Linked DNA regions of Homo sapiens: regions 2 and 3 are each linked to region 1. A link is a contact called in ENCODE Hi-C or POLR2A ChIA-PET data. All regions are on one chromosome and are shown on one strand. The core of a region is the stretch at or near the end of the contact, and the rest is flanking DNA. Distances in the headings are between cores, read along the strand shown. Region 1 holds the start of NMI (N-myc and STAT interactor). Region 2 holds the start of MARCHF7 (membrane associated ring-CH-type finger 7). Region 3 holds the start of GPD2 (glycerol-3-phosphate dehydrogenase 2).

Evidence for each region. A loop is a pair of places that touch in the nucleus more often than their neighbours do. ChIA-PET counts read pairs that join two places held with the same protein, here RNA polymerase II (POLR2A). Pooled maps may share reads with other maps.
Region 2: a map of CD4-positive, alpha-beta memory T cell shows a loop between it and region 1 (22-fold over the local background). The contact joins the promoter of MARCHF7 here to the promoter of NMI in region 1. A Hi-C loop is called at or near these places in 1 of 168 maps with a recorded cell type or tissue (CD4-positive, alpha-beta memory T cell) and 2 of 50 pooled maps. POLR2A ChIA-PET finds 5 or more read pairs at or near these places in 1 of 52 experiments (CD8-positive, alpha-beta memory T cell).
Region 3: a loop to region 1 is called in a pooled map, with 28 times the contacts of the local background. The contact joins the promoter of GPD2 here to the promoter of NMI in region 1. A Hi-C loop is called at or near these places in 5 of 50 pooled maps.

The regions. Positions count from the first base shown.
Region 1 is chr2:151,287,337-151,291,656 of GRCh38, reverse strand. It overlaps NMI (N-myc and STAT interactor), which reads left to right and starts at 1,989. Exons shown (of 8, transcript NM_004688.3): 1 at 1,989-2,064. RefSeq lists enhancers at 1,401-1,820, 1,881-1,960, 2,351-2,400, 2,421-2,470, 3,271-3,440 and a silencer at 2,021-2,220.
Region 2 is chr2:159,710,533-159,714,852 of GRCh38, reverse strand. MARCHF7 (membrane associated ring-CH-type finger 7) reads right to left here and starts at 2,347. Exons shown (of 12, transcript NM_001282805.2): 1 at 2,247-2,347; 2 at 255-296. It also overlaps a transcript of BAZ2B not described here. RefSeq lists silencers at 1,749-1,868, 2,389-2,898 and enhancers at 2,059-2,338, 2,106-2,772.
Region 3 is chr2:156,434,261-156,438,580 of GRCh38, reverse strand. It overlaps GPD2 (glycerol-3-phosphate dehydrogenase 2), which reads right to left and starts at 2,202. Exons shown (of 17, transcript NM_000408.5): 1 at 2,068-2,202. RefSeq lists silencers at 2,081-2,490, 2,931-3,100 and an enhancer at 2,641-2,690.

The DNA.
Region 1 (4,320 bases), core at 740-3,239:
ATGCACAAATTTTTAATTTTTCCCTGCAATACTTCTTGGAACTCTTAATGTGCCAATGTGCATTGTGAATTTCCAAAAGTGGATTCAGAATGCAGCATTTCCTAATTGTATTGGGCCATAAAATTCCATGTTCTCCATGTACCCTAGGACACAGTTTGGAGATATTGTTGAGAGTAGAGTATGATATCATTGTCACCATATATTAACTGCTTGATTTTGGGTCACCTCTTTATGCCTTAGTTTCCTCAACTGCAAAATGGGGATAATACCTTCCTGCCTGCTTCAGACAGGTGAAAAGAAATGGGAATAATACCTATATCTAATATTGTTGTTGGCAAAACAAAAAGGTTTATAAAATGTCCAGGAGTTCTTAGTAGATGTTAGCAATTACAATTATTAATAGTATGTCCAGGAGCCAACTCTTCATCTTCAGATCTCTAACACTTTGCAGAATACCAGATTTGAAGCTGAGTTAAATTCAGACTGTTAGTACATGTCTCAGCTTTAGAATGTAGGTGTCCAAAAAGACTTCCCCTCCACCTGTATCATTTGCCTTTTAAACAGAATCTGAGTCAATATATTAAGTTAGTCCTGTTCTGGCCATGGTCCTGTCCTTTAGTATCTTCTTGTAAAAAATAAAAATAAGAAGAAATGAGGTTCAACTAAATAACCTCGAGAGTTCATATTCCCTCTAAAATTTCAAGGTAAAACTAAAGTAATTCTTTCTCAAGTTGCAGCAGAAGGAGTTTTTGTATTTTCTAACTGGTCTGATAAGCACAAAGAAGTCGTTTTTTTTACTTAGAAATGCCATTTTACAGGAGGCTGAGGTGGTGGGATCACTTGGGCCAGAGCTCAAGATCAGCCTGGGAAACAGTTAGATACCTGCCCCCAGCACCCAAATTAAAAGTACAAAAAATCTGGGTGCGGTCGTGAATTCCTGTAATCCCAGCTACTTGGGAGTGGAGGTGGAAGGACTGCTTGAGCTCAGGAGTTGGAGACTGGGCAACAGAGCAAGACTCATCTCAAAAAAAAAAAAAAAAAAGAGAAATGTCACCACTTTAAACTGGTTCCCATCAACCTTTTTGATACAAAGAAATTTTACTTTTGTTAAACTATTTTAGACCACTGTATCAGTTATTATATGTGACTAGGTAGCATGATAACCTATAATTTATGCCTTGAAATAATTTTGACTCATTTTCTTCCCACATCTGTATTTATGAGCCGGGGCAGCTGTGGGGTGGTTCTTTGTGTGGGATTAAGAGACACTGCAGTTCTTGAAATAAACCAGATGTTTGAATTTTCAAAGGAAAAGTTCACACCTAGTGAAGTATTTATTTACAAGCTCCACAACAAAACAAGAGATTATAAGAAAACTTTCAAGGGACATGGGTCACAGAAACCAACAGGAACACCACAGCTTTCCCAACTTCATGGCCCCGGGGGATGTTACAAAAGACACAGAAACGCCGATCTTGTGCTGACTGTAAACATTTGTCAACTAGTGTTACAATGACTAAGAAATTACAAAAGAGTTACAATCTGATGAAGAGCGATTCCTGCTTTGACTTTATTTGGTTTCTATCCACTTTTCCAACATACCTTATAAAATACATGCAAAAAACTGGTTTTAGAAAGCGTTCCCTAAAATTAGTGTGTACGGAAACTTCAGGTATACTTCTGCTTTCCTCCGCAAAACCACCCCTTTTTAAAAATCGAAAGTGAAATTAGTTTTTTTTTCTGTTAGTGACTAATCATTGGAGACAACCATGTTTAGTATTTGAGCATTGGTTAAATGCTAAAGAAAAATCGCCGTTAAAGCAGTTTTCTTTTTCACTGTCTTTTTCTTTTCGCGGGGAACCCAGCTGTTCCTGCGAGGGCCACCTCCTCAGGAAGACCCCGCAGCTCTCCCGCGGCGCTTCTGCAGGAGGCAGCGACAGTTTCGAGAACCCGGGCCTTCCCCTCCCAGTGCCTCCCGGGGTTCCGGCGTTTCAGGCGCTGCTGTTTTCCGGGAAGGGCAGGCGCGCTGGGCCTTGGGGAGCTGCGCTCGGCGGGCGGACGCGGGTGAGTGGGGAGTCCCTTCCCCGGCTGCCACTCCCGCCGCTGGCAGTCCCGGGCTGGAGAGCCGGGGGTGGAAAGGGAGGTGGGAGCCCTCAGCGCCGACGGAAGTGGGACAGCGCCGGAGTTGAGACCCTGCTCCCCGGGAGCTGCCCGCAGCCGAGTCGCGGAGGCCACGCCGCCTTCGAGGGGGCGCACCTGCTCCTGGGCCCGCTGTGCAGTCTCTGGGCCGTCAGGGCTTCGAGCCTTGTCACTTGTTTGCTTTGCTTCATTGAGGAAATTGAAACATAAAGTTATTTGTGTTTCCTCGCTGTTTTCTCTCTTTTTTTTTTTTTTTTTTTTTTTTGAGACGGAGTCTCGCTCTGTCGCTCAGGCTGGAGTGCAGTGGCGCGATCTCGGCTCACTGCAAGCTCCGCCTCCCGGGTTCACGCCATTCTCCAGCCTCAGCCTCCCGAGTAGAGTAGCTGGGACTACAGGCGCCCGCCACCACGCCTGGCTAATTTTTTTTTTTGTATTTTTAGTAGAGACGGGGTTTCACCGTGTTAACCAGGATGGATACGATCTCCTGACCTCGTGATCCGCACGCCTCGGCCTCCCAAAGTGCTGGGATTACAGGCGTGAGCCACCGCGCCCGGCCCTCGCTGTTTTCTCCGAGTGTCTCTGGAGATAGTCCTTAGGAAAACGGATTTCTTAAGAAAACGATTCTTGGTAGGGGCAGTGTTGTGCAGTCATGGCTGGCGTGTCAGAATAGGCAAGGTTTTTCTTGAAGGAGACATCCGAAGGAGAATACTGTGTTTCCAGTCTGTACAACAGGCAGACGTTCTATTGCCTTTCTTTTTGCTGCCACGCATGCATATAGGAAGATTCGATTCTACACGGCCTGGCACCGCAGTTATATGATTGTATTACGGAAATACGGTGATGTTGATTTGTATCAGTTTTTTTAATTCGCTGCCATAACAAATTACATGGCTTTAGTGGCTTAAACACATAGGAACGCGCGCGCGCGCGCACACACACACACACACACACACTCACATACACAATTTACTATCTTAGGATTCTGTAGCAGTCCTACTGAGGTCTCACTGGGTTAAAATCAAAGTGTTGGCAGGGTTGCCTTCCTTTCTGGAAGCTCTTGGGGTGAATCCTCTTTCCATCTTCCGGAGGCCACCTACCTTATTTGGCTCAGCAGCCCTTCCTCCATCTTCAGGGCCAGCAACATTGCGCCTCTGAAAGTTCTTCCGGGGTCACATTTCACTCTTGACTCTTCTTCTGTCTTCCGCTTTCACTTTTAAGTAGCCTCATGATTACACTGGGCTCCCACAGATAATCCAGGATGCTCTCCATATTTAAAAGCAAGCTGATTAGCAACCTTAATTCAATCTGCAGCCTTAATTCTCCTTTGCAATATAAACTAACATAATCACAGATTCTTGGGATTAAGATGTGGACATCTTTGAGGGAGCCATTGTTTTGCCTACTACATGATTGCATAAAAGGAATGACCATACATCCCACTCATGCATAGAGCAAAAGTATCCAGATGCAAAAGATGCCAAAAGGGTTCTGGTGGTGTTAGATAGTAGACCATTTATGCTGAGAGCCTTTATTACAGGCTCTTGGAATATTGGCATTGTCACAATAATAAAAATAAAAAGCAATTAAATAACATTGCAGTTTCTGTCTTCTGAAATGTAATAAGAGGACTTCATATACATGTGATGTCCTGAGTACAACAAATACTTAAGTCAAGATACCACATAATTCTCTAAATGGAGTGTTTTCAGTGTGTAAGCTTATACTGAGAAAGTGCTCTGAATGTCTGCAGGGAGGAGTAGACATGGTCCCAGCCCTCAACATGTTTACTGATGTGTCACGGAAAATGACATAGGTACACACGTAATTAAAGCGCCGCAAAGGAGATAAAGGAGGGGGAGTAACATCCTTTGGGGGAATCAGAAAAGGCTTCGGGAGCTTGGGGAAAATTTGGAATGGACCTTGAAGAACAGTAAGATTTCATTAGATGGAGATTAAGTTTGGGAGAGGAGGAAGGATGTGACAGTTTGAGGGACAGAGGAAAGAAAAGGAACTATCCAAGTGTTCAGTGTGGTTAGGGAACTGGGTTGAGGAATTGACTAAATAGGACGGGAAAGTGAGTTGGAGTTAGAATGTATCAGACCATGGCTGACCATTAAGAAGATTTTGCAGTTGTTGATACAATAGCGATATATATGTATATATGTATGCGTGTGTGTGTGT
Region 2 (4,320 bases), core at 1,098-3,597, 8.4 Mb before region 1:
CTGCAACTCGTGAGCTCAAAATGATCGTTCTGCCTCAGCAGCCCAAGTAGCTAGTAGTAGCAGTGCGCACCACTACACCCGCACCACCATGCCCGTAGAGATGGGGTCTTTGTGGCCTGGCTGAACTCCCAGCCTTAAGCGATCCTCCCACCTTGGCCTCCCAAAGTGACGGGATTACAGGAGTGAGCCACCACACCCAGACACTAATTTTCTAGTACAGTACAGAAAGTCTTTTATGTCGGGCTCTAACTTACCATTCAATGTATGTTTCAGCTACAGGAACAAATCATGAATTCCTAAAACAAACCATAATATCATGACTTTGCAGTTTCTTTATCAAAGTCCTAGTGAGCCTTCACATCTTAGTTCAGGCAATAAATAAATAAATCCTGTAAAATTTCCAAGATTAAGCACCCCTCCCCTATGCTCCCACAGAACCACTGTACAGTCATATTAAGATAATAATAGTTGTTTATACATTAGTCTGATGACTAAACAGTGAGTTGTGGAGGGCAGATGCCATGTCAAGCTCATTCTTGTAATGTGAAGCTCTCCATAATTTGTAATTTGACTACAACAAATTACAAATTATCTAAAAAAGTTTTAAGATATTTGACAGATTTTGCATTATAAAATTATTTTCCTACAATAAAATGTCAAAATGTAGACGATTCTTGAACATAGAGCAGATAAAAGAGTTGTGTAAGGTGGGTATGGAGCGGACTAAAAATTGGCTACATGAGAGTCATGGATGACTTTTGTGTCCAAGTTCGTTACCTGACACCTTCATGTAGAACATAACCTGGGCATCCTCGTGCTTTATCTGGGAAAATAGCCCTCTTCCAGGTGGCAGAAAAAAGAAATCATTTGTACTTGAATAAGTAGGAATTCTTAATTCAAGACACCTGACCCAGCACTAAACTTGGAAAAAAACCAAGACTAGTATTATGTCCCCTAGTGACTGCTTCACACACCACCTCAGCAAATTTAATCCTCTCTAGAAATTAACTGCCATGTTTCTGAGACAATCTCGTGAACTTAAATAACTATGGCAAAAATCAAGACTCAAACCCAGGTCTTCTGAGTCTGGTGCTACTGCCTCATGCACCAGTCCTGTCTCCCAAAATGCTGTAGAGCTGTTAAATAAAAATATTATACTGACCTCATTTCTCAAACAAACTTTTTGCTACCTCAAGTAAAAGATCTAGTTACACTACATGTGTGCCTTCTTAATAACTGTATACTATTGGATTTTTAAATCGAAAATTCATCTTTAATCCTACATCTTGGTTCTGGACAGAAAGGTGGAGATTTAAAATAACATGTAATCAGAAAAATAGCTAATCAATCCTACAAAATGGGGGAGAAAACCTCGCCAAATTTCAGTTTTCACACATTTAACTAATAGTAACAAACAACATTAGTCGTGACGAATTTATTACCCAGATAGACTTTCCCAATATATTTACTTTGGTACTTGAGAAAAAGTATTAAGTGCAGCATTTTGGGGTGAGGGGGTGGACACACATCTTCAATACGCAGTTTCACCAAAATGAGGGAGTTTCCTACTCCCGGCGCCTTCTATATTTTTACTTCTTAGGCCAACAGGTCCATTTTTAATACAATCACCTACTTCGAGTTGCAGAACCCACAATTCACCACAACACAAAAATAACTCTCAGGGCGTCACGATATTCAAAAACTGACGTTACCAATAAGACAATCTTGGCCGAATCTAAGGGGCTACCGAAGTCACTTCGACTCGAGGCCGGGCTGGCCGAGCCGGAGCCCTGCCCGCCTTTGCCCCGCGCTCACCGGCGAGCTCACGCGCGACACCCGCGGCCCGCAGGGCTCCGAAGACCCCCCGCCCCACGGCCCAAGAGGAGGCCGCCCCGCGCCAAAGGAGGGCTCAGGCTTCTTCCCGTCACCCGCCACACGTCCCTGAGGAAGACACACAATCTGTCCCCTGCACCCGCCACAAACTCCACCACCCGACCAAAGGCCCCTGGCAAGGGAGGCCTGCGCTGTGGCCCCTTGGCCCCGGTGGCCCCGGACCAAGCTTCTCCACCTCATCCTGAGAGGAAGCGGCCTCCGCGTCCCCAGGCCTCTTCGTTTCCTCCCCTCCCCCACTCGCGGCCTGGTCCCGAACTAGCGCCCAAGACGGAGAAGAACTAGCTCCGCAGCTCATTACCCCGGCTCCTGAGCCGGCACCGACCAGTGCGCGTCCCACTCGCAGCAACACGCACCGCCGCCTTTCTCCTTGGAGTTCTAGGCCCGTGACTGAGGAAATGCAGTCGGCAGCGAAGCACAATGGCGCCCGCCCCTCTCCCGGATCCGGCGCAGAACCAGCCACCACCGTTAAGTGCCCCTCCCTGCTCCTCCTCCCCCCACTTCGCGGACTTCCTGGCTTCTCGCGAGAGTGGCGGCGCGGCGGGGACCGAGAGCTGCGGGCGGGCTGGAGGTACCCCACCGCGGGGTGGTGCTCTGACTGCGGGAACCGTTGAAGAGCTGCCCCCGGGGAGTCAGCGAGGCGCCACTGGTAAGCGGCAGCGGCTGGCTGGCCGGCGTGCCGGCAGCTGGGCTGGCGAGTGTGCGGGCGCCGGGCGCTGGAGGCCCGGGCCGGGGCGGTCCCCGCCCGTCTATAGTCTCTGAGCCAGCCCCTTCCCTCCCGGGCGCCGGGTCCCCGCCCACAGGCCCACCTGCAGGGCCCCGTGCTCGAAATAACGCCCAGCTGGTTGGCTTTTTTTTTTTTTTTTTTTCTTTTTCTGGCTCTTGGTAAGTGGCGCAGTGAATGTTGAATTGAATCAAGCACTGCCTTTTCCGACCTACCCCTCCCCGCTTGCTTCCCTGCCCGCCCTGTGTGATCTAACTGCAAGCCCTTTCCCTTAAGAGTTGGAGCCTGTTTGTCCAACCTTGTGATCATTTCCTTGTGGTAAGAATCTTGGTAAATGATGGTGATCATGTCTTTTAAAATCGTGATAGTAACCTTTAATAGCGTAGCCATCGATTTTGCAGTAAACAAATTCACCTATTTAGAAAGAGGGAGGAAAATTGTGAGGTGAATGGTCTGGTGAATATTAGATGAAACTTTCAAAGAACTGTAAATGTGGCAAACTAAGATGTAAATGAGTACTAATAAATAAAAGGGAGTAGGTTAGGGAAAAGCTACATCTAACTATGTGTAAATATTTAGATGATATGTTGATTTGGAATAATGAATCAAAAGTTTTTTAATGGAAAAGATCAGTTATTGAAACTTGGAAGAATACTGAAAGGCACTTGATTTTTTTTAATGACCTATTTTGTTAAGGTATTAAAAGCAATCCTTTGGATCCAAATAATTCCAATAAATGAAACACAGTGTTTCTACGTGTTTGTCATTACATCGGAAGGGAATGGAGTATCAGTCACTATCATCCTTATTTTATTGTCTTGGGGACTAACAGACTGTACATGTTTCACTATGATAAATTCTAAAATACTATAAATTTTAAAGACTTAAAGGTATTTTAAGTTGGCATGTAAGTGCCAATCTAACTTTTAGGATATGAAATGAAAATAAGCATCTGGTATGGGATAAAGTGAACAGAGATTACTTTTGAGGAAATTAATTTGCCCTTTAAAGAAAAATAATTCTTTTCCAGCCTGTTCGAGTGCCCCTGCAGCATTGTGGTTATAGATACACGGATGTATACACCCTGAAGAACCAGACTATATGGCTTCAAATTCCACCCCTGCCTCTTACTACCTTTGTTATCTCAAGCAATTCCTTAACCTTGCTAAACCTAGGTTTCCTGTAAAACGGGGTTAATAACAGTACCCATGCTCTGTAGCATTGTTTAGATGAGATAACACGTCAGTTCCTGAAACAAGTAAGCATTCCGTAATTGTTAGCTATTACATTCCATGTCTAAACCACCAATAATATTGTTTCTTTCTGTGACTTAATATTACATAGGTCTCTTAGACATCTTCTCAAGATTATGCTAAGAGAAATGACTGCACCCTTTTCCTGAGCTATGGCAGTCAGACCTGGCAGTGGTAACTACTCTACAGAACTCCCAAACCTGGCAAGGATGGTGCAGATTTTGGCAGATTATGGCTTTGTCCCCACCCAGCACTGATGATATTATAAAGTGAGTATGACACCAATTTCCTATGCTAAACAGAGCTTCTAGTTTTTTATTGGTGCTAGTAAATAAAGACCACTGATGAATATGTTTTTATTATTTAAGAATGGTTCGTTGTGTTTCTTTTTAATGTACTCTCTCTGATTTTAGTATTCAGGTAATTATCATGAGTGATAAATAATTATTGAGA
Region 3 (4,320 bases), core at 953-3,452, 5.1 Mb before region 1:
AATTAGATACTGATCTGAAAATTGCTTCCCTTCTCTAATAACCATAGCTACCACTAACTCGCCTCTCCTCTCCCCATCCCAACACACTCAACTAACCGAAAAAAATGTACGGATAATTCATGCACAACATGCAAGAATTCTTTGCCCAAATTTTCAAGCTAACTACATTCTTTGCCCATATTTTCCTACTTGAGTATAAGAAGGAAAAATATAGGATGGAAGCTAGTCTTTTGAAGTCTACTACTTGCCAGGTACATTGCTAGCAATTTTACACACGTCATAGCATTTATTATCCATATTTTGCCAATGAGACAATTGAGGCTGAGTTTTAAAAGATGACCTAAGGCCAAAGTCTTTGGCTCCCCGCTCCACAACTACCCTCAGCTGGAGTTTGTTCCACAGTTCAGTCGCTCATTGAGAAAACATTTATTGAGGGTGTATTACAAGCTAGTCACCCCTCTAGGCATTGGAGGTCACTCATTGAGAAAACATTTATTGAGGGTGTATTACAAGCTAGTCACCACTCCAGGCATTAGAGTTTTGAAAGTATGCAAGACAGAACAAGCCCTGCTACTCTCATAGAACTTACACGCTAGAGATGAAAGAAAACAACCAAACAGGATAAGTTCAGAGTTATAATAGTTTGCCAACATGAGTTATGCACAATAATCATCAAATCTTTTAAAATATCTACAATGAGATTAAATAGTTACAAAAAAAACTAAAGGGGGTGGTAACACTCACTAACAATTGGTAACACTGTGGCCCTTTTGTCAATTCCTGAACCAAGCCATTGCATCTTTGAATGAATCACAAGGGAGAAAGAAGGAAGCAGAGCTCTAATGCTGTTTAGAATTTCTTTATAAAATAAAGTGACTCTATAAGCTATGAGAATGGACAGTTGCAATGAATCCATTGTTGGTTCTCAAACCCAAAACCCCATATTTACCCATTTATTCATTAAAATATTGCTGTATTATTTCACGAGTTGATTTGTAAAAGTCAAGGGAGTGTTGTAATTTGACATAACGCCCCTGTGAGAAACAGAGGGGGGTTTCAACATCCACATCACAAGGTTCCCCAGACTGCACACGGTCTCCATTGGGCAATGGCATCCAGATGTCATGTGGTAGCCAGCAAGAACTGTAGGACTGGGACTAGAGTGGTCAGTAGCTACGAAGAAGTGCCTGGGCCCAGTGTGACAGCTGCCAGCACCGTCCACACGCCAAAAAGAAACTTCACATCTCTTTAAACTTGGAACACATGCAAAATACTAACAGTTTTGTTTTAGCAATAAAGACTCCCTGTCACTTACTAACTTCCTTCCCTCACCTATTTATACAAGTATAAGTTGACTAGCTGCTATTTCTATAGCTGCCTCCTATGATATTTATAATGTGTTGTGTGTGATTTGGGTTGCCCATGTCACTAACACTTTGCAAGAATTTGTGTTTGTAAATTACTCTGGAACTCTTCTGGGAGTGAATATTCCACTGCACAAGGTGGAAGCCAGACTAGAGACCATCTGCTAAGAGCAGCACTTCATTCACCCAGCTACACCTTCCTGCCAAAGCACTCTTTGCAAATCTATTTTTGCTGGTAGAAGTTACTACATAGGGAGTGGAGGCTGTTTTAAGTTATCAGTGTGCACCTTCCATTTCCTCCTAGGACGGTCACACGCCAGCAGCTGAGTTTCTCAAAGAAGCCTCAGCCCTCCTCCAGACTCGTTCTCACTCTTGCTTCGGAAGGGAGCAACAATCCTTATCAGACTAGCCGCATCTACAAGCTAAAAGTTTGCATGAACTTTCAATGGGGTACCAACCCTCGCCCCAAAAGTCCTGCCACTTTACTATTTTACAAATGCCGCCTCCAAAACATAAACAACGAAACCCTAGAGAAGAGCGAATCCATCTTCTGCTGGTGGGAAGAAATTCTAAATCTTTCCCGTTTCCCGCCACCACCTACCGCCAAGACTGGAGTCCCAGAACACTCGCCCGGGTCAGAAAGGGACCACTCCCCCCCTAGAATACTAGAGGCGGGGGAAGGGGTCTCCCAGGAAGCACACACCTGAGATAGATCCTCACGCGCGAGGGGCCAGCGGGCAGGAGCACCCAGTTCCTCCAGCCAGGGTGGAGTCGGCCTCCCCCCAGAATCAGAGCCTCGGCCCGGGTGCTCCCAGCGAGGCGCGCGGGGCTGTCACTCGAGGCGGGCTGGGCGGGTGTAACTCGAGCGCCGGGCGGGCCGCGCCCCCGCCTTCCCTCTTCCCGACTTCCTCCTCCCGCTCCCGCGCCTGCTCCCTCCCGGAGGCCTGACCAGGGCGGCGAGGCCGCCACCTCCTGCCCGGATACCTCGGGCCCAGGCTCCTCCGGCCCAGCGGGGAAACGCGGAAGTGGGGGCGGGAACCGGGGCCGGGGTTGGCGGGGGTGTGGGAGGGAAAAGCCAACAGCGGGCGGCGAGCGAGGTGGTCTCCGTGGCCCAATGAACGTGACTAGACGGGGACGCGGGTCCTGCCGCCGGGTGGGGTCGCGCAGCGCCACACGCAAGGGCCCTCGCCCCTGGCTGCAGTTCCTGCTTTGTGCCTCGGCGATGCCGGACTCCAGACCTCCGCCCCGCCTTGCCAGCGGGCTGGCGGACTGGAAAGCCTGAGCTAGGCCAGGCTGGGGAAGACGGTGGCGGTGTCCGATTTCCTGTGCCCTCGCCCATGCGGGCCGCCCTGGCCATCTGCCTGCGGGAGAGGAGACACTCGTCCGCCGGCACGCTGGCGGGGCTGGCTTACCTGACGACTTCTCGTTGTCCGCCCTGGGATCTGGCTTCTCCTACTCTGTACCTCCCGGCCGGCAGGCTTCCCTAGGCCTACAGACGTGTCCAGGAGGCGGGCGACCCTGCGACCCCGCCGTCAGAGCCCAGAACCCTCGCCCGGCTCCCCCGGCGGGCTCTGGAGGCGCGCCAGGCCTCCTGGCTCCCCGCCTGAATGTCAGCGCAGGGACCCGCAGGGAAGACCAAGCCCAAGCTCCAGGGGGTGGAATGCTGAGCACAGGTTCCCCAGACCCAGCCTCATACAGGTGGGGGGAGGCGGAGAGCCCCGGCAGCTGAACAGCAGGCTTCCCACTTGCAACCCCCCGCCACCCAAAAAAAAAAAACGACCCTGCCCACTGAGCATGCCCAGCTTACTTGTTGGAACTCCTAGGGCTAGACAAGCCCAAGGGGACCTAAGGAAGGCAAAGTTGGGGCTCAAATGGACCCCACTTCTTTAACAGCTTTGCTCCGAAGACCTCTGGGTGCTGTACTAATAACCTTTCTATCGTGGTATTGGAAAATATCCAGGAGATGGACGGAAATGCCTTTCCAAAAGAAGGAAGAAAATTAGTGTGAACCAAAAAGCAGTGGTATTTTTTTAAATAAAGTATTAAGTCACTCATTTAATGTCCTTAAATACCGCAGAATTCCTGTAGTTGACCCAGAGGAATGCATATATTTATTAAATCCCAAACTCAGTAACTTCAGGGAACCATCCATAGTCCACAGAGGAGCAATGATTCTCACCCTTGGACACATTAAAATTGGGGGGAGGGGGCAGGGAGGGGTGGAATGCCAGATTTCCATCCCCAAGTCCAATGAGTCAGTCTGGACGTGGGATCTGCAAGTCCTTGTATTTTAAAACTGGCTCTAAAAGTGTAGTCACTGGAGCCCGCAGCATCAGCATCACCTGAGAACTTGACAGAAACTGTACTCCAGTGACCTGATTCATAGACTCTGGGGCTGGGGCTGAGCTACCCAGATTTAACAAGCCCTTTGGGTAGTTCTGATGCACATTAAAGTTTGAGAACCACGGTTTAAAAGCTCCCCCAGTTGAATCATGAGCAACCAGAAAAAGGAAATTGTAGTTGAGAAAAGAAAAATAGTTCAGAGCATTTGAGCAATGTGAGGTATGCAAAATTTATCAGGCCCAGAGAGACCTTGAATATGGGACATAAGTTGCACCCCCCACACTCATGCTCAGAGGCGATTGTTTAAAGGCATTTTGTTCATGACTGACTACCCAACCATATCTTCATGTTCCTGGAATTTGTGATACGAAGAACAATCTATAGACAATTAATAGTTTGTTTTTTTATGTAAATTATTGGTAAACAATTTAGAAACTGCCTCTTCTTTTCCTTTAAAAACTTCCTTGTGGCCGGGCAGGCGCAGTGGGTCACGCCTGTAATCTCAGCACTTTGGGAGGCTGAGGTGGGCAGATCACGAGGTCAAGAGTTCAAGACCAGCCTAACCAACATGGTGAAACCCTATCTCTACTAAAAATACAAAAATTAGCCGGGC